Linked DNA regions of Homo sapiens: region 2 is linked to region 1. The links are chromatin loops, found by intact Hi-C in ENCODE. Cell type or tissue: CD4-positive, alpha-beta T cell. All regions are shown on one strand. Links, peaks and the distances in the headings refer to the core of each region. The heading gives the core; the rest is flanking DNA.

Evidence for each region. Hi-C counts contacts between places; a loop is a spot of excess contacts. Peaks named below come from ENCODE experiments on the same cell type or tissue, not always from the same donor. Only the 100,000 strongest peaks of a DNase experiment are listed, where the experiment ranks them.
Region 2: it touches region 1 in a loop (3-fold over the local background); 31 of 110 quality-filtered maps call a loop at or near these places.

Annotation. Positions count from the first base shown.
Region 1 is chr12:110,699,540-110,710,071 of GRCh38, reverse strand. It overlaps a transcript of HVCN1 not described here and a transcript of PPP1CC not described here. Among named protein-coding and RNA genes, the nearest start is that of HVCN1, 16 kb to the right of the region's middle. In CD4-positive, alpha-beta T cell, for the core only: no CTCF peak of the experiment used is centred there; a DNase peak (open chromatin) is centred at 5,141.
Region 2 is chr12:110,828,354-110,838,885 of GRCh38, reverse strand. No RefSeq gene overlaps it. Among named protein-coding and RNA genes, the nearest start is that of CCDC63, 13 kb to the left of the region's middle. In CD4-positive, alpha-beta T cell, for the core only: no CTCF peak of the experiment used is centred there; no DNase peak of the experiment used is centred there.

The sequences.
Region 1 (10,532 bases), core at 4,157-6,656:
TTTCTTCAGTTGTGCTTAATCTAATCCATGCACTGAATTTTTAATTTTAATTACTACATTTTTATCTCAAGTTCTATTGGGTTTTTTGTTTTCCTTTATTATTATTATTATTATTATTATTATTATTATTATTATTATTTTGGAGTTTTTTGTTTTTCACAATCCACTTGGTCATTCTTCATTATCTATTATTTCTTGCTAATCTTTTTAAAACTTTTAAAATTTGACCAGGCGCAGTAGCTCATGCCTGTAATCCCAGCACTTTGGGAGGCTGAGTCGGGTGGATCACTTGAGGTCAGGAGTTCAAGACCAGCCTAGCCAACATAGTGAAACCCCATCTCTACTAAAAATACAAAAATTAGCCAGGCACCTGTAATCCCAGCTACTGGGGAGGCTGAGGCAGGAGAATCACTTGAACGAGGGAGGCAAAGGTTGCAGTGAGCCGAGATCACACCACTGCATTCCAGCCTGGGCAACAGAGTGAGACTCCGTCTCAAAAAAAAAAAATTATTTGACCCCATGGCCTTCTGGTCTGACGTTTTTTGGCCGGGCACCATGGCTCATGCCTGTAATCTCAACACTTTGGGAGCTCGAGGTGGGTGGATTATGAGATCAGGAGTTCAAGACAAACCTGGCCAATATAGTGAAACTCCATCTCTACTAAAAATACAAAAAATTAGTCAGGCATGGTGGCACATGCCTGTAATCCCAGCTACTCGGGAGGCTGAGGCAGAGAACTGCTTGAACCCGGGAGGTGGAGGTTGTAGTCAGCCGGGATCGCGATACTGCACTCCAGCCTGGGCAACAGAGGGAGACTCTGTCTCAAAAAAAAAAAAGTTTTATTTCTCTAAATATAATAAACATGGTTATTTTATGTTCTATCTGATTATTCCAATATCTGAAGTGTTTGTGGGTTTGTATCTATCATTTGTGTGTTTTTGTGGGGGGTTTTGCCATTCTTCTGAATGTTTCTATCATCTGTTGTTTCTATTGTTCCTCATAGTTGTTTCTCTGTGTGTGTTGTGATTTTTTGACAGAGTTGCCCATTTTCTTCACATCTTTATCCATGGGATTCTCTGCGGCCTGAATTGAAGTTGAGCTCCTCCAGAGAAGATCAGAGTTTGCCTCTGCTGGTAGACTGGGGCAGTATCAACCTAGACTTTAAATCCTCACTTGCTCACTTGACATTTTTCTTTTCTTTTCTTTTTTTTTTTTTTTTTTGAGATGGACTCTCGCTCTGTCACCCAAGCTGGAGTGCAGTGGTGCGATCTCAGCTCACTGACTGCAACCTCCACCCCAGATTCAAGCAATTTTCCTGTCTCAGCCTCCCAAGTAGCAGGATTTACAGGTGTCTGCCACCATGCCCGGCTAATTTTTGTACTTTTAGTAAAGGCGGGGTTTCACCATGTTGGCCAAGCTGTTCTCGAGCTCCTGACCTCAAGTAATCTGCCTACCTTGGCCTCCCAAAGTGCTGGGATTACAGGTGTAAGCCACCATGCCCAGACCCACTTGACATTTTTCAGATCATACAAGTCTCATGAAATTAGGCCACAAACCTGCAGATCCTGGTTGTGAATTCTCAGGAGAAAATTGTTTTGCCAAGAGTAATGGAGATCCCATTGGTAATAACTGTAATATTTTCATTGTGCATGTGTTTGTTTTGATGAATAAACATTGGAGTCATATATATCTTTCAGCCATGAGAGAACTTTCTGAGTTGCTAATAGTTTCTAAACAATATAGATAGATGGGTGAGATTCCATTTAAGCTTTCTATTCCTTTAAGAGCCAATTGTTGTAAAGAAGTAGGAAACTAACTCAAAACTATACTAAGGTTTTCTGCAAACTATGCAGCTCAACCTAGCTGTTACAGAAGCAGGGTACCCCTTTCTGTAGTGAGTTGGTGGATTCATGTAGCTAGTTACACTGGCACCCCAGTCTACAGAAGCCCACAGGGGCAGCTTCTGGAAGCTGTTGCTTCTCTTGAGAGGCCATACTGGGCAGTGGTTAAAGCCTGGGGTTTGCAGCCAGTGGCCCAGGTGGGAATCCTGACTCTTGCATTCTGGTTGTGTGTGACCTTGGGCAAATCCCTTAATCTCCCTGTGCCTCAGTGCTTCCCTTGTAAAACAGGGATAGCAGCATCTGACTTCAAGCTATGCTACAAGGTTATAGTAACCAAAACAGCATGGTACTGGTACCAAAACAGATATATAGACCAATGGAACAGAACAGAGGCCTCAGAAATAACACCACACATTTACAACCATCTGACCTTTGACAAACCTGACAAAAACAAGAAATGGGAAAAGGATTCCCTATTTAATAAATGGTGCTGGGAAAACTGGCTAGCCATATGCAGAAAGCTGAAACTGGATCCCTTCCTTACACCTTATACAAAAATTACCTCAAGATGGATTAAATATTTCAGTGTAAGATCTAAAACCATACAAACCCTAGAAGAAAACCTAGACAATACCATTCAGGACATAGGCATGGGCAAAGACTTCATGACTAAAACACCAAAAACAATGGCAACAAAAAAAGCCAAAATAGACAAATGGGATCTAATTAAACTAAAGAGCTTCTGCACAGCAAAATAAAATATCAGCGTGAACAGGCAACCTACAGAATGGGAGAAAATTTTTGCAATCTACCCATCTGACAAAGGGCTAATATCCAGAATCTACAAAGAACTTAAATTTACAAGAAAAAACCCCATCAAAAAGTGAGCAAAGGATATGAACAGACACTTCTCAAAAGAAGACATTTGTGCAGCCAACAGACGCATGAAAAATGCTCATCATCACTGGTCATCAGAGAAATGCAAATCAAAACCACAATGAGATACCATCTCACACCAGTTAGAATTGCGATCATTAAAAAGTGAGGAAACAACAGGTGCTGGAGAGGATGTGGAGAAATAGGAACACTTTTACACTGTTGGTGGGACTGTAAATTAGTTCATCCATTGTGGAAGACAGTGTGGCGATTCCTCAAGGATCTAGAACTAGAAATACCATTTGACCCAGTGATCCCATTACTGGGTATATACCCAAAGGATTATAAATCATTCTACTATAAAGACACATGCACACATATGTTTACTGCAGCACTACTCCCAATAGCAAAGACTTGGAACCAACCCAAATGTTCATCAATGATAGACTGGATTAAGAAAATGTGGCACATATACACCATGGAATGCTATGCAGCCATAAAAAGGATGAGTTCATGTCCTTTGAAGGGACATGGATGAATCTGGAAACCATCATTCTCAACAAACTAACACAGGAACAGAAAACCAAACATTGCATGTTCTCACTCGTAAGTGGGAGTTGAACAATGAGAACACATGGACACAGGGTGGGGAACATCACACACAGGGGCCTGTCGGGGGGTGGGGGGTTGGGGGAGGGATAGCATTAGGAGAAATACCTAATGTAAATGTCGAGTTGATGGGTGCAGCAAGCCAACATGGCACATGTATACCTATGTAACAAACCTGCACATTGTGCACATGTACCCTAGAACTTAAAGTATAATAATAATAAAAAAATAGGGATAGCAGCATCTATATCAATGGTTACTCTGAGACTAAATAAATTAGTACATGGAAAGAACCCAGACACATAATAGGCAGCAAATATTAGGTATTATTTTTATTGTTTGACTATTTCCTGCCACCAAATCCAGGTAGCACTGATGAAAGGTGTAAAACACAGTAACAACAAAACAAGAACTCCATCCCCCTACCATCATGTAGCTGATAGTTTGCTAAAAGCACAGTTAGGAAATTCTGTTCCACAGAGATCCACAAGCTTTCCAGAAGTAACACAGAGCCAACTAGGAAACTGAAGGAAAAGTAATTTCTTTTTTTCCTTTTTTTTTTTTTTTTTTTTTTTTTGAGGCAGAGTCTCGCTGTCACCCAGGCTGGAGTGCAGTGGCACGATCTCGGCTCACTGCAAGCTCCGCCTCCCAGGTTCATGCCATTCTCCTGCCTCAGCCTCCCGAGTAGCTGGGACTACAGGCGCCCTCCATCACGCCTGGCTAATTTTTTGTGTTTTTAGTAGAGACATGGTTTCACCGTGTTAGCCAGGATGGTCTTGATCTCCTGACCTCATGATCCACCTGCCTCGGCCTCCCAAAGTGCTGGGATTACAGGCGTGAGCCACCGCGCCCAGCCAGGAAAGTAATTTCATGCAGTCAACAAATCAATTACTGGTTCTTTTTGAAACAGGGTCTCACTCTGTCTCCCAGGCTGGATTGCCCTGGTGCACTCACAGCTCACGGTAGCCTTGATGTCAAGCGATCCTCCTACCCTCCCACCTCAGCCTCCCAGATTCTTTTCTTTTCTTTTAGCATATTTTAACATTTTAAATTAATTTTTTAATAAATGTTATAGCATGTAAATCATGGTTTAAAGATCCAAATACTCCTATGCATGGAGTGGGGGCAAAGGGTATATGAGAAATCTCTGTACCTTCCTTTCAATTTTGCCATGAACATAAAAGCACTGTAAACAATTTTTTTTTTTTTTTTGAGACAGTGTCTTGCTCTGTTGCGCAGGCTTGGAGTGCAGTGGTGCAATCACGACTCACTGCAGCCTCAACCTCCCAGGCTCAAGCAATCCCCCCACCTCAGCCTCCCGAACCTGAGGTGAGGGTCTCTCCATGTTGCCCAGGCTGGAAAACAGTCTTTTAAAACAAAAATGCAGACACTTTAAAATGTGAAATTAAATTGTCCCTTTGCCCCTGATCCCTCCCCAGAGGAAACTGTCCCTGTTTGTTTTTTGTGCCAGCGTGTATAAGTACCTATCTTCCTAACAAATGACATCGAGTCATTGTTTTCATTACTTACTGTATCTTGTAGATTTCCCATATTAATACATTGTAGAGCTCTATTTCATTCTATTCTTTCAACTCAGCCCCTGATTCTAATTTTTCAAAAAGCTTATTGAAATAAGGTTCTTCTTCACTTCATTGAAAATAGAGAAGCGTGAAGCCAAAAGTACAATAGAAAAAACGTGTGTGGGGAAAAAAAACCGTATGATCAGACATGGGGACCTGTTTTATGCCATCACAGCTGACAGTGTTTACCTGGAAACGTTTGTTCTTTGTAACAAGCTTCTTTCCCAGCCTGCCTCCTGGAGGTGAACATGTGCAGGTGGAGAAGTGCCCACTGCATCGGGGCCAAAAGAGGCAAGTGAGCTCAGTGGACCCTAGGCCAGCTCTAGGATTGTGCCAGAAGGAATGGCAGGGCCCCATCCCTGAAACCCAGCCCAGGGGGATACCTGGGGGCCTACTAGTCACCAGGTGTGGCTGTTCATTTACAGTGACAGTGCTTTAGCTACTACCCCTGCATTTGTTTACCTGGGGAGGTGTGTTCTATTTTTGTTTTTTAACTTTATTCTTTTTAGAGGCAGGGTCTCACTCTGATGCCCAGGCTATAGTGCAGTGGCACAATCATAGTTCACGGCAGCTTCCAACTCCTGGCCTCAAGTGATCCTCCCGTCTCAGCCTCTCAAGTAGCTGGGACCACAGGCACGCACTACCACACCTGGCTAATTTTTTTTTTTTTTAATTATTGGTAGAGACAGGGTCTTGCTATGTTGCCCCAGGCTGGTCTCAAACTCCTGGGCTTAAGCAATCTGCCCGCATCAGCCTCCCAAAGTGTTGTGATTACAGGCGTGAGCCACCATGCCTGGCCCACACTATTTTTTGTATACACTTCTACATTTCTATTTAAGTGAGTATATTAACCTATACTAAATAATAAATCTTGGGGATTATTCTGTATTATGTGTACATATTGCTACCTTCTTCTTAAGAGCCACACAATATTCCTTTGTATGGCTTTACCATCATTTATTTAACCACCCCCCATGGACGGACTTTTAGGTTGTTTGCCCTTGTTTGCTACTATAAATCATGCCAGAGGGAATATCCTGGCCCATACTTAGGCGTACACATGTTCAACTTAGGTGATCTCTGTTGGATAAATTTCATGCAGTCAAATTGTCAATCAAACTGGAGAGGTCCCAAAAAATTTTTAATAAGAGAAACAATACATTTTAAAAAAGAGAAAAATAGGCCAGGCGTGATGACTCACACCTGTAATCCCAGTACTTTGGGAGGCCGAGGTGGGCAGATCACATGAGGCTAGGAGTTCGAGAGAAGCCTGGCCAACATAGTGAAACCCCATCTCTACTAAAAATACAAAAATTAGCCAGGCATGGTGGCGCACGCCTATAATCCCAGCTACTTGGGAGGCTGAGACACGAGAATCGCTTGAACCTGGGAGGCAGAGGTTGCAGTGAGCCGAGATCATGCCATTGCACTCCAGCCTAGGCGATGAGGTGAAACTCTGTCTCAAAAAAAAAAGAGAGAGGCGGGGGGAAATAAATAAATAAACAAAGTGGGGCGGTCGTTTTTATTTGTTTTAACTCTGAAAAAGAATCAAATATATACACAAGTAGAAGAGTACTTCTGAAGCCCCACATACCTATCATTCAGCCTTAGCAGGCATCAAGTTGGAGCCAAATTTGTTTCATCTCCACGGCACTCGCCCAATATGGTTATTTTGAAGTCTTAGATACCATTTTATGTATAAATATTTCTGCTTGGATCGCCACAAGATGATTTTTTAAATTTTTTTTAATTTTTAATTTTTTTTCCTTTTTTTTTAGAGTCAGGATCTCACTCTGTCTTCTAAGCTGGAGGGCAGTGGTGGGATCACAGCTCATTGCAGCCTCAACCCTCAGGGCTCAGGCAATCCTCCCACCTCAGCCTCTCAAGTAGCTGGGACTACAAGCATGCACCAGAGCACATCCAGCTAATTTTTAATTTTTTTTTTTTTTTTTTTTTTTGGTAGAGACATGACCTTACTATGTTGCCCAGGCTGGTCTCAAACTCCCGGGCTCAAATGATCCTCCCAAAGCGCTGGGAGCCACTGCACCAAGCCTTGCATTTTTTAAAATAGTTTACTGGGCCTGGTGCGGTGGCTCACACCTGTAATCCCAGAACTTTGGGAGGCCAAGGCAGGAGGATCACTTGAGGTCAGGAGTTCAAGACCAGCCTAGCCAACATGGTGAAACCCTGACTCTACTAAAAATACAAAAATTGCTGGGCATGGTGACTCATGCCTGTAATCCCAGCACTTTGGGAGGCCGAGGCGGGCAGATCACCTGAGGTCAGGAGTTCGAGACCAGGCTGACCAACATGGAGAAACCATATTTCTACTAAAAATACAAAATTAGCTGGGCATGGTTGCACATGCCTGTAATCCCAGCTACTCGGGAGGCTGAGGCAGGAGAATCACTTGAACCCGGGAGGTGGAGGTTGCAGTGAGCCAAGATTGTGCCATTGCACTCCAGCCTGGGCAACAAGAGCAAAACTCCATCTCAAAAAAAAAAAAAATACAAAAATTAGCCAGGCATGGTGGCGCACACCTGTAATCCCAGCTACTTGGGAGGCTGAGGCAGGAGAATTGCTTGAACCCGGGAGGCAGCAGTTGCAGTGAGCCAAGATCATGCCACTGCACTCCAGCCTGAGTGACAGAGCAAGACTCTGTCTCAAAAATAATAATAATAATAATAAATTAAATAGTTTATTGTATTGTCTTGCCCTCCTGTTTTCCAAAGAGAACGCTGCCTACCTCACCCCAACGGCATTTGAAAGTAGACTGGCTCATCTGAAATGCTTATTTGCAAGCATCTAACTTCCTGACCCTGTGTCACAGATGGCCCCACTTGGCCCCAAGCCCCTGGTAAGTACCTGCGTGCTCACCAAAGGTTGACTCAGGGCCACATACACCAGGCCCAGACCAGAAGGGGTGGGGGAGCCGCGCTGATCTAGAACCAGAAACCAGGGCCATTTTGATGCCAAGACTTCCTCAGTCTTGGTTTCTTCTGTCTTCTTCTAGATCATTACTTTGTATTTACAAGCATATATGTGTGCCTGTGATGTGTTAGACCAAGTTTTAGTCACTTGTAGCCCCAGCTACTGGGGAGGCTGAGGCAAGAGAATCACTTGAACCCGGGAGGCGAGGTTGCAGTGAGCTAAGATCGTGCCATTGCACTCCAGCCTGGGCAACAAGAGTGAAACTCCGTCTCAAAAAAAAAAGAAAAAAGAAAAGCTACCGGGACCTGTGTGTGTTTTGTTGTTGTTGTTGTTGTTGTTGTTGTTGTTGTTTTGTTCTTGTTGTTTTGTTTTGTTTTTGAGACAGAGTCTCATTCTGTCGCCCAGGCTGGAGTGCAATGGCACGATCTCAGCTCACTGCAACCTTCGCCTCCCAGGTTCCAGTGATTCTCCTGCCTCAGCCTCCCCAGTAGCTGGAGCTACAGGCGTGCACCACCATGCCCAGCTACTTTTTATATTTTTAGTAGAGATGGGGTTTCACCATGTTGACCAGGCTGGTCTTGAACTCCTGACCCCAAGTGATCTGCCTACCTTGGCCTCCCAAAGTGCTGGGATTACAGGCGTGAGCCACCTCGCCCAGCTCAGGGACCTGTTTTAATATCCAAGTTGGTGGCAGGCTCTGAGCTAGATTGGATCCCAGGTCACCTAATTCAGCCACTGGTTCTCAAATTGGGTGCCCTGAAGATCTCCTGGAGTGCTAGACAAAATGCAGAGTCCTGGGCCTCACTGCCCAAGATTCTGATTTGGAAGTTGGGGCCCAAGAATGTGCATTTTCATCAAGTTTAGTATCAGAGTGATGCTGGTATTGTTTTTTTGTGGCCTGCACTTGGAAAAACACTGCTCTAGGCCCTAGTAGTTTTATAAAACACACAGGTGTTCCCCAGCTCCCTCTAGATGGTGATAAAAACAGGCTGGAGCGCTCTACCTCCATTAGTCAGCGCTCTTCAGGTGAAAGTGACAGAAACAAACTGGCCGTAGCGCAGAGGGAATCTGCTGGCTTGTACAACTAACATGTCCAGGGTAGCACTGGGCGCAGCTGGATACAAGGCCTCAGTGAGACCAGATGCGGCCTCTGTTTCTCCATCCTGTGGCCCTGCTCTCTGCTCTGTGTTGGTCTAACTTCCAGGCGGGCCTTCCCCATGTGATGCCCCATGGGGCTGGGCCCATCCATCCTTGCAAATAGTAGTCCCAGCTGAGACTTCTCCACTAAGAGTTCCAGCTGGAGTTCCACTCTTGAGCCCCACTAGCCTGGTTAGGTCAGCCTCTCAAACCACCTGGACTGAAATTATCGGACAGTCGATGGTACCAGAAGAAGGGCAAGAGATGCCGAGCAGGGAAAAACAGAAGACAGCAGTCACACTCTCTGAGGGAAAACTCCAATTATAAATATCTCCAAGTAGACCGGGTGTGGTGGCTCATGCCTGTAATCCCAGCACTTTGGGAGGCTGAGGCGGGAGGATCACTTGAGCCCAGGAGGTCAAGGCTGCAGTGAGCCATAATCGCATCACTGCACTCCAGCCTGGACAACAGAGTGAGACCCTGTCAAACAAAAAAAGAGAGAGAGAGATCGAAATATTCCCAAGTACAATGAGTTGCCTCACAGAAAGTGAACTCCCCATTGCTGGAGATAGTCAGGCAGTGGCCCAGAAATGCCACCCCGAGATAAGCGGTTTTCTTCAAAAGATACTCACTCTTCTACAACTTGGCTGCTTCGATGTCCTTTCTCCCCTTTTCCTAGCCCAGGAGACCCAGCTTAAACGCCACTGCCCCAAAGGCCTCCTCTGGCTCCCTGCGATTTTGCTGTCCTCTGTGTGATTCAGAGTTTAAGTCCCATTGGAGTCCTACCCTGCCGCTTCATGGCTGGGCGACAAGGACAAACAGCTTCACTTCTCTGAGCCTTGTCTTTCTTATCTGTACCATAACTGGCAGGTTCCCAAAGATCTCTTCTCCACTTCTTCAACAATCGCAGACTTTTTAGCTTAGCATGTGGTGCCCTAAATAAAGGCCACAATTCCTGTCTCCTTTGTTCATGGGACTAAGTGCTGCCCACGGGCTGGGAGCAGCAGTGTCGTGTGGCCACTCTGGGCAATTCCTCGGAGAGGTGGCCGGCACGTGTCTATGGTCCCAATCTTGTTCGCCCCCTCCTGGGTCCTCCTGCCTGAAATGCAGATGCTGCCCTCTTGGACCAGGAGGAAGAAGGCCCTTAGGCCTGGCAGAGCGGGGGGTCCCTGCCACCTTGTGGAACGGAGGCAACTTACAGCCCTGGACTTCATGCCTCCAGCCTGTGGCATGAGAAATAGCGCTGGCTTGTTTAAGCCACTGATATTTAGGACTTTCTACTGCGCAGAACATAATCCTAACTCATCGGAGGGCCTACCTCATGGCCATTGTGAAGACTAGAAGAAGAGATGTGTATCATGTGCCCGGCGCAGCGCCTGGCACACGGCCAGGAGAGGAGGGGCAGCGGCGCTGTTATCTCCCCGTTATCATCATCACTGGCCATTTCACTCTTCAGCCTCACATTCGATCTGGCTGTTCTCGGCTCTGCCTCCCGCACTTCGAGTGTGTCCCTTACCAGAAAGGACCTCGTCTTCTCTGTCTCTCCCTCAGCTCCTGG
Region 2 (10,532 bases), core at 2,824-5,323, 130 kb before region 1:
AGGCTGGTCTTGAACCTCTGGCCTCAAATGATCCTCCCACCTCGGCCTCCCGAAGTGCTGGGATTATAGACATGAGCCACTGCACCTGGCCTAAATTTTGTTTTAAACAAACTACAGAACTCTTCCTTGTCAGCAAACAAAGAGCCACCCATCAGTGAAAGTTCAAGAATCAGGCCGGGCGCAGCGGCTCATGCCTATAATCCCAGCACTTTAGAAGGCTGAGGTAGGAAGATCACCTGAGGTCAGGAGTTCGAGACCAGCCTGGCCAACATGGCAAGCCCCATCTCTACTAAAAATACAAACAAAGGCTGGGCATGGTGGCTCACGCCTGTAATCCCAGCACTTTGGGAGGCCGAGGCAGGCGGATCACGAGATTGAGACCATCCTGGCTAACAAGGTGAAACCCCGCCTCTACTAAAAAAACAAAAAAAGCCAGGCTGAGGCAGGAGAATGGCGTGAACCCAGGAGGCAGAGTTTGCAGTGAGCCGAAATCCCACCACTGCACTCCAGCCTGGGCAACAGAGCTAGACTCCGTCTCAAAAAAAAAAAAAAAAAAATACAAAAAAAAATTAGCCGGGCGTTGTGGCAGGCACCTGTAATCCCAGCTACTCGGGAGGCTGGGGCAGGGGAATCACTAGAACCCAGGAGGGGGAGGTTGCAGTGAGCCAAGATCTTGCCACTGCACTCCAGCCTGGGCAACAAAGTGAGACTCCATGTCGAAAAAAAAGAAGAAGAAGAAGAAGAAGAATCTTCTTTATTTTGTATGTTTAGAATGCTGAGGTATTTTTCAAGTTACATTAACAGCATTGCACTTTTTAAAAAGAAAAAGAAAATAAGCCAAAGGCAAAAAAAATCCATATATACAAAGATGCCGATTGTAAAATCATCTCTACATAGGCAAGTGGAAATAAGTAAAAATCAACAAAATAAACACTTGGAATGAAAAAAGCCAAGCCCAGAAGAGCTCATACTGAAAAATGCCATTCATATAAAGCACAAAATTAGGGGAAGCTAACTTTGCCTTTAGAAGTCAGAATAGAGGTTATATGGTAGAGGGGGATAGAGAAGAAATAACTGGAAGGGAAATCAAGAGGCTTTCAGGGCTGCAGATATTCTGTTTCTTGATCTGGTTACATAATCAATTCATTTGTGAAAATTCATCCAGCCATACACTTCTGATATGGACCCCTTTATATGTGTGTATTGTACTCCGATACAAAAGTTTTCTAGACAGATGAACAAGAGGAGGATTTTTTTTTTTTTTCGAGATGGAGTCTTGCTCTGTCGCCCAGGCTGGAGTGCAGCGGCGCTATCTCTGTTCACTGCAACCTCCGCCTCCTGGGTTCATGACATTTTCCTGTCTCAGCCTCCCGAGTAGCTGGGACTACAGGTGCCCACCACCACGCCCAGCTAATTTTTTGTATTTTTAGTAGAGACAGGGTTTCACTGTGTTAGCCAGGATGGTCTCGATCTCCTGACCTTGTGATCTGCCCACCTCCGCCTCCCAAAGTGCTGGGATTACAAGTGTGAGCCACCACGCCATGGCCAAGAGGAGGATTTTTAAAGTAAATTATGGCTTATCTACTCATGGGACATTCTAGAGCATCGAAAAACGTAAAAATAACCACACCTGGCCTGGTGCAGTGGCTCGCACCTATAATCCTAGCACTTTGGGAGGTCAAGGTGGGAAGATCGCTTGAGTCCAGGAGTTAGAGACCAGCCTGGGCAACATAATGAGACCCCCATCTCTATTTAAAAATGTTTAATACAAAATAAAATAAAATACCCACATCTATTAAGCATATGCATGGTATGTACATATTGTTTTTCGTCGTCTAGTCCATCTTCTGTCCAATTCATTTGCCACTCTTCTCTTCCTGCTGTGTGTCTCAAGAAGTGGACAGTGTGATCCACATCACTCAAGGTCTCCCTTACCTTCTGTCTTCTGGTTGAATGTGGCCAATGACAGAGACCAGCAGGAGACCAGTCAGACAGGGTGAGAGAGATGTGAGACGTTTCTTTCAAAGTTCTTGCATACTTTGACATCCTGTCCCTGCTAGTCGCTACATCCCTATGTAGCTACAGCTTCTGTCTATATGGCCCCCCTCCCCAGCTCCAGCCCTCACTGGGCTTCCATCACATCAGTTCCTTCTCCTGCCTTGTCCTACCTTTAGTGTGGCAATGGCTTCCTTCTCTTGCTATTCTCTCAGTGCCTCAATCTCTCTTCTCTGTTCCCTTAACCCTGCCCACACTCTAAGAGAAGTCCTTCTTTAAAGTCTTTTGAACTGTCTGGGTTGGATTCAGTTTTCTTCGGAGCCCTGACCGTCACAGCCACTCCTCACCTTCCCATGTGACAAGTAAGTGACCTTCTTGGGTTCAATGCTGCAGAGACTGTGCCTTCAGCAGAGTGATGGGAACCAGCCCGGGAGTGAAGCCAGCATTAATTTCAATTTGGCACCAGGAGTTGTGCCAAATGCTTTCATCTTTTATTTTATTTCTATTTTTTTTTTATTTTTATTTTTTGAGACCAAGTCACTCTGTTGCCCAGGCTGAAGTGCAGTGGCACAATCTCGGCTCACTGCAACCTCCACCTCCCGGGTTCAAGCAATTCTCCTGCCTCGGCCTCCCTAGTCGCTGGGATTACAGGGTCATGCCACCACACCTGGCTAATGTTTGTATTTTTAGTAGAGTTGGGGTTCACCATGTTGGCCAGGCTGGTCTCGAACTCCTGACCTCAGGTGACCCACCCACCTCGGCCTCCCAAAGTGCTGGGATTACAGGCAGGAGCCACTGCACTTGGCCTCATCTTTTTCTTTTTCTTTTTTTTTTTTTTTCAAGAGAGGGTCTCAATCTGTCACCCAGGCTGGAGTGCAGTGGTGCAATCACGGCACAGCCTCAACCTCCTAGGCTCAAGTGATCCTCCTGCCTCAGCCTTGTTTCATCTTTTTGAAAAAGTAAAGAACTGAGCTCTCTCCCTCCCTCTATGTGCCACCTTCCTCTCCCTGTCATGGTCCCACTTTCCCCAGCTGAGGCTATGAACGGGTAGAGCTCACAGAGCTCGGGAGAGTGAGAGGAAAAGAGAAGATTGCAGGCCATGCTGTGACCCTGCAAGGCAGGGGAGAACAAATGGCTGCCCATCTGGAGGCAGCAGCAGAGACCTGGTGCCCCAAGCAGTATATGTACCCGTGTGCTGCCCAGCTGCTCCGAGCAAAGGTCATGTCTGTCTGGCCTCCTCCTCAAGGGAAAATGGAAGCTTCAGCATGACAGTTTGTCTCCTCAATATCTACTCTCTCCTTCCTCTCTTTTCTTACTTTTACTGGGAATGGCACATGCCCAGCTTTGAAAACCACATCTCAGTCAGGCATGGTGACTCATGCCTGTAAGCCCAGCACTTTGGCAGGCCAAGGTGGGTGGATCGCTTAAGGTCAGGAGTTCAAGACCAGCCTGGCCAACATGGTGAAACCCCATCTCTACTAAAAATACAAAAATTAGCCAGGCGTGGTGACAGGTGCCTGTAATCCCAACTACTTGGGAAGCTGAGGCAGGAGAATTGCTTGAACCTGGGAGGCAGAGGTTGCAGTGAGCCGAGATCGTGCCACTGCACTTCAGCCTGGGGGACAGAGCAAGACTCCATTTCAAAAAATAAAAAATAAACATAAATAAAAAATAAAAACTGCATCTCCCAGCCTCCTTTACAGAAATGGACAGCCATGTGACTAAGATCTGGACCAGCAGCTATGGCGGGTGGGGTAGAAGGAGCTCTGCTGATGCCCTGAGCAGATGCCTACCCTTTACTAACTCTGCAAACGTTCACCAGCATCTGCAGCTTTTCTATGCTTCTAACATAGATTTGGGCAATGGTGCCACCTCTGCTGTATGGAAAGCCAGAAGTTCCTGGAGATTTACTTCCTCCCAACCTCTTCTGGGCAGCCCATGGCTGGGTTGAAATGCAGGGGCCCAGTTCCTTTCCTTTGAGGCAGGACAAACTCTGAGATGTAATTTATACTCCCAAGCTCCCCAAGGATCCAGCTGAGGCTGCCCTGAAGTTGCACCCTTGCTTGGCGGGTTCCTTTTCCTCATTCTGCTTCTTTCACTCCCTGACCAGTTTCCCCTGACAGCATTTCCCGAATTAATCATTTGCATCTGGATCTTTGGTTCAGGGTCTTCTGGGAGAATGGGACCTAAGAATGACACTTCCAAGAAATCTCCTAAAAACAGGCTGACTGAGCTGGCATGCTCTCTCTTTCCTTCTTTCACCATTATCTCCCTTCCTGCCTAAAAAGTAGATATAATGGCTGGAGCTCCAGCAGTCATCTTGTAACCATAATAAGCATAGGGATAGAAGGATTGTGGCTTCCTGATAACTTTGGGTAGCCAACAGTCCTAGACTCCTACCTCTTCCAGACTTCTTTTATCTGAGAGAAATAAAGTGTTAATTTTTTTTTTTTTTTTTTTGAGATGGAGTCTCACTCTTTTGCCCAGGCTGGAGTGCAGTGGCACGATCTTGGCTCATTGCAACCTCCACCTCCTGGGTTCAAGGAATTCTCCTGTCTCAGCCTCCGGGTACCTGGGATTACAGGCTACAGGCGTGTGCCACCACGCCTGGCTAATTTTTGTATTTTTAGTAGAGACAGGGTTGCACCATGTTGGCCAGGTTGGTCTCAAACTCCTGACCTCAGGTGATCCACCCACCTCAGCCTCCCAAAGTGCTGGGATTACAGGCATGAGCCACCGCACCCGGCCGACTCTTTTTCAGGTTTTAGATTTAGCAACCTACATAACTGCTAATATAGTCGACTAATAAAGTTCTACAATCTTCCTCCACGGCAGTGAATTTCTCCCTTGAATATCTTTCTCTTTAGGCCCTGATCACCACTCACCCCCTATAGCTTCCTGTCCCCTCCATAGAAAATCAAAATCTCTCTCTTCCATGATAATAGCAATGGCAATAATAATAGTAGCAGTAGTAGTAACAGTGGTTGAACACTTACTATGTGCCAGGCATTGTTCTAAGCACCTTTCATACAATAACTTACTTAAACATTCTTTTGTTTTTTTTTCTTGAGATGGAATCTCACTCTGTCACCCAGGCTGGAGTGCAATGGTGCACTCGGCTCACTGCAACCTCCACCTCCCAGGCTCAAGCAATTCTTCTGCCTCAGCCTCCCAAGTAGCTGGGATTACAGGCACCCACTACCATGCCCGGCTAATTTTTGTACTTTTATTAGAAACAGGGTTTCACCATGTTGGCCAGGGTGGTTTTGATCTCCTGACCTCAAATGATCCACCCATCTCAGCCTCCCAAAGTGCTGGGATTACAGGTGTGAGCTACCGCGCCTGGCCAACATTCTTGTAACAACCCCACAGGGTAGATACCCACATTATCCCCATTTTACAGATGAGGCAACTGAGAATAACTCAGGCTAACTCTACACTGCCCACTCTTCTGGACCATCCAAAAATCGGAATCCTGGTTAGCACAATATGCTGATACATTTAACCCCTTTTTGGCTGGATGCGGTGGTTCACGCCTGTAATCCCAGCACTCTGGGAGGCCAAGGCGGGTGGATCACCTGAGGTCAGGAATTCGAGACTAGCCTGGCCAACATGGTGAAACCCCATCTCTACTAAAAAAAATACAAAAAAAATTAGCCGGGTGTGGTGGCAGGCACCTATAATCCCAGCTACTTGGGAGGCTGAGGCAGTAGAATTGCTTCAACCCGGGAGGTGGAGGTTGCAGTGAGCCGAGATTAAGCTACTGCACTCCAGCCTGGGCAAAAGAGTGAGACTCCATCTCAAAAAAAAAAAAAAAAAGAAAAAGAAAAAAAGAAACCCTTTTCATCTCCTGATTCTGCTAGATTGGCTCGGGGAAAATGGAAGGAGCTAGGAAGGATCACCTCCGAAACTAAAATGTCTCATCCAGATGGTTTCCTAAATAAGAGAGCAATTTTCACCCTAAGAGAGCTTCTCCCACACTTCTTGGGCAACCAGCTCAAATCACAGACAACATTAAAAACAATCATTTTTCCTCATTTTGTTTTTTTAAAAATGAGACATCAAGCTGTTTCTCTTGATAAATAAAAAGAGATGTTTCCATGCCCTGCCAGCATAGCTAGGAGGAAACAGGTGCCGCTTTCCTCTTCTTGGGCCCTCTGCCGTGCATCTTTGTTTCCCTAACTCATTTCCATAGAGTCTGCTGTTTGTAGGGCACCAAGCTGGGTGCAGTGGTACATCACAGCATCCGGACATAGGCTCTGGAGTCAGGAAGACCTGGGCTGCCACTAGCTAGCAATGAGATCTTGGGCAAGACACTTTACCTCTCTGGGCCTCATTTCCTCATCTGCAAGGTGAAGGTAATGACTGCACCCACCCCATCAGCACAGAAGTCACTTTTAGTTGCCTGCCCACTTGCCATTACACTTCTTCCTTAGTCCTGGGGATGGATTAATTTGAGCTAAACCATACCCAACATATTAGTCAAGGGATGGGCATATCCTTTCAGGCAAATGAGGCATACGGAGATCTCTGCAGGGAGTCTCTTCCCAAAAAGGAGAAGACCATGAGAGGCAAATCTCCCACTTTCCCAACTTTTATAATAGATATGCTCCAAGATGGCTGCCCAAGACCAACCCCAGGTTCAATGATTCCATAGAAGGACCCCCAGAACTTAGAAAAGCTGTCATATTCATGGTTATAGTTTACTACAGTGAGAGGGTACAGATCAAAATCAGTAAAGACTAAAGGCACAGAGAGCAGATATGAGCCTCCAGTTGTCCTTTCCCTGTGGACTCTTACAAACATCACTTAATTATAAGTGACAAATAACAAAAACAACAAATAGCAATGATGTACACCAACACGTCAGAGGCATTGCCAACCAGGAAGACTCACCCATGCCTTGGTGTCCAGGGTTTTTACTGGGGGCCAGTCACAGAGACATGGCTGGAGATTTTGATTCAGAAAGTCTGAGAGAATCTTGAGAATGTATTTATCAACAATCATAGGCCAGGCACAGTGGCTCATGCCTGTAATCTCAGCACTTTGGGAGGCTGAGGCAGATCACTTGAGGTCAGGAGTTCAAAACTAGCCTGGCCAACATGGCAAAACTCCATTGCTACTAAAAATACAAAAATTAGCTGGGCTTGGTGGCGTGCACCTGTAGTCCCAGCTACTCAGGAAGCTGAGGCAGGAGAATTGCTTGAACTTGGGAGGTGGAGGTCGCAATGAGCCAAGATCATGCCACTGCACTCCAGCCTAGGAAACAGAATGAGACTCTGTCTCAAAAAAAAAAAAAGAAAGAAAGAAAGAAAAGAAACAAACAACAACAACAACAACAACAACAACAACCACAAATCATGAGCACAAACTTTTATAAAGCACTTTCTTTGTTCCAGGCATGGCTTTAAGCGCTCCGCATCTATGAACTCATTTAATGCTCACAAGAACCCTATGAGGTCTAGATTATGATTTTCCCCCTTTACAGGTGAGGAAACTGAGGCCCACCTGTATAACAAGTGGGAAATCTAATGTCACGAAGCATCAGTCTTTCAAGAATTGCAACTTGTTCGTTTGGCTCACAGGGACCAACATTTAAAAATCCAGAGCATTCACACAAGAGAAAATGGAGCGCAGTAGTGAAGGGCAGGATGCTGGGGCCGCACTGACCAGGTTTCAACCTAGGCTGATGAACAGTCTTGATTTTCCTGGACTGAAGGGTTTCCTGGGACGTGGATCTGACAGTGCAAAAACTAGGGACAGTCCCAGGAAAATCAGAACAGTTGGTCACCCTATATCCCAGTTACCAATAACTAGTATAATTTTAACACGTTTGTTTGTTTGTTCACTCTTGTTACCCAGGCTGGAGTGCAGTGGTGTGATCTCAGCTCAATACAACCTCCACCTCCCAAATTCAAGTGATTCTCCTACCTCAGCCTCCTGAGGAGCTGGGATTACAGGTGCGCACCACCACACCCGGCTAATTTTGTATTTTTAGTAGAGACGGGGTTTCACCATGTTGGCCAGGCTGGTCTTGAACTCTGACCTCAAGTGATCCGCCTGCCTCTGCCTCCCAAAGTGCTGGGATTACAGACATGAGCCACCACGCCCAGCCCAGCACTCATTATGTGACATCTTTGTACCTCAGTTTCCCCATCTGTAGAATGGGAGTAATAACCATATCTACGTCATAACGTTTTGTTAATATTTAACATATTAAGGTGTTTTGGAACTGCCTGAGTGTTTGGCATTAATAGGATTATGAAAATTTGGATTTCCAGATTCACTTTCCTCGAAAGATTAGAAGATCTGGCAACAAAAAGGGTTACATTCTTATTTACCTAATTTATTTAGCAAATGTTATAAATAATGCCTTTTTTCTTTGAAACAGGGTCTCACTCTGTCACCAGGCTGGCATGTGGTGGCGTGATCACAGCTCACTGTAGCCTTGAACTTCCAGGCTCAGGTTATCTTCCCTCCTCAGCTTCCTGAGTACCTTGGACCACAGGCATGCGCCACCATGCCCGGCTAATTTTTTTTTTTTTTTTTTTTAAGTAGAGACAGTGTCTCCCTAGGTTACCAGGCTGGTCCCGAACTCCTGAGCTCAAGTGATCCTCCCACCTCGGCCTCCCAAAGTGCTGGATTATGGGTGCGAGCCACCCCGCCTGGCATATAATACTTTTTACTATGCACCACACACTGTTCTAAGCACTTGCAGAACTTTCACCCACTCAGCCCTCAGAACAACTCTGTGAGATGGGTTCTGTTTTTTTTGTTTGTTTTTGAGTGGGTGTCACTCTGTCACCCAGGCTAGAGTGCAATGGCATGATCTCGGCTCACTGCAACCTCCGCCTCCCGGGTTCAAACGATTTTGCTGCCTCAGCCACCCAAGTAGCTGGGATTACAGATGTATACCACCACGCCTGGCTAATTTTTTTTTTTTTTTTTTTTTTTTTGTATTTTAAGTAGAGACAGGGTTTCACCATGTTGGCCAGGCCAGTCTTGAACTTCTGACCTCAGGTGATCCACCCATCTCAGCCTCCTAAAGAGCTGGGATTACAGGTGTGAGCCACTGCACCCGGCCAAGATGGGTTCTGCTATTGTTCAGTTTTACAGATGAGAAAACTGAGGCACAAGGAGGTGAAGTGACTTGTCCAGTGTCACACGACGAGTAAAGGGCAGAACCAGGATCTGAACCCCAAATGTCTGACTCTAGGCATGACGGTCAGCTAGCACTGGGTCTTAATTAACCCCTCGAGGAGGGCATGGACTCCCCACTTCGCCCCAGCTCCCGCCCCAATTTCCTATTTCCATTCCTCCCAGGCCCCTTTGAGCTCTGTGTTTTCTTCCCTCACATACTGGGTGCTCAAGCACAATGACAGCCTTGCCAAAAGATACCCAGGGAACACGCTTCAGGTCACGCTGGCCCCGGAGCTGGGAATTTAGCCTGAGGTCTAAATCCAACTTTCATTTTCTGAGTCCCACGCTTTCTCAAAAAGCCATCCTCTCCTCAGACAGAATTAGATTAATCTCCTTATCCAATAGCTCAGGATCAGGCGGACAGTCGGGTCACCTGCTTCAGCCCGGCCAGACCTGATTACCCTCTGTGACCCCAAAATTCACTCATGCGCACCTGCCCCTGACACGTTTGCTGATTAATAACGGCAGGGAGTTTGGGGATGGTGCGTTTTTCACCTTCTGGGAGCATCAGTGGCTTGAACACAAAGGCCACCTGAGGAAGAGCTGTAGTTAAACACCCATGGCCTCAGCCCTTGGCCCCCTCCCCCCAGCCACCCACCCTGCCCAGAATCTGTGCCCTTTTAAACTTCCACCAAATTCCATACAATTTAATGTCCCAGAAAATAAAAGCTGATCAAATCAATAGTCATCAAACTAAAAAAACTTGAGAGCTGCCAGCATGTTCTGAAATTATTCTGTTTGGGCTGGGCGTGGTGGCTCATGCCCGTAATCCCAGCACTTTGAAAGGCCAAGGTGGGTGGATCACTTGCGGTCAGGATTTCGAGACCAGCCTGGCCAACATAATGAAACCCCATCTCTACTAAAAATACAAAAATTGGCCAGGCACGGTGGCTCACACCTTAATCCCAGCACTTTGGGAGGCCGAGGCAGGTGGATCGCTTGAGGTCAGAAGTTTGAGACCAGCCTGGCCAACATGGTGAAATCCCATCTCTAATAAAAATACAACAATTAGCCAGGCATGGTGGTGCGTGCCTGTAATCCCAGCTACTTGGGAGGCTGAGGCAGGAGAATTGCTTGAACCTGGGAGGCGGAGGTTGCAGTGAGCAGAGACCGTGCCACTGCACTTCAGCCTGGGCAACAGAGTGAGACTCCATCTCAAAAAACAAAACAAAACAAAACACAAAAATTAGCCAGGCATGGTGGGCACCTGTAGTCCCAGCTACTCGGAAGGCTGAGACAGGAGAATCACTTGAACCCGGGAGGCGGAGGTTGCAGTTAGCCAAGATCATGCCATTGCACTCCAGCCTGGGCGACAGAACAAGACTCCGTCTCAAAAA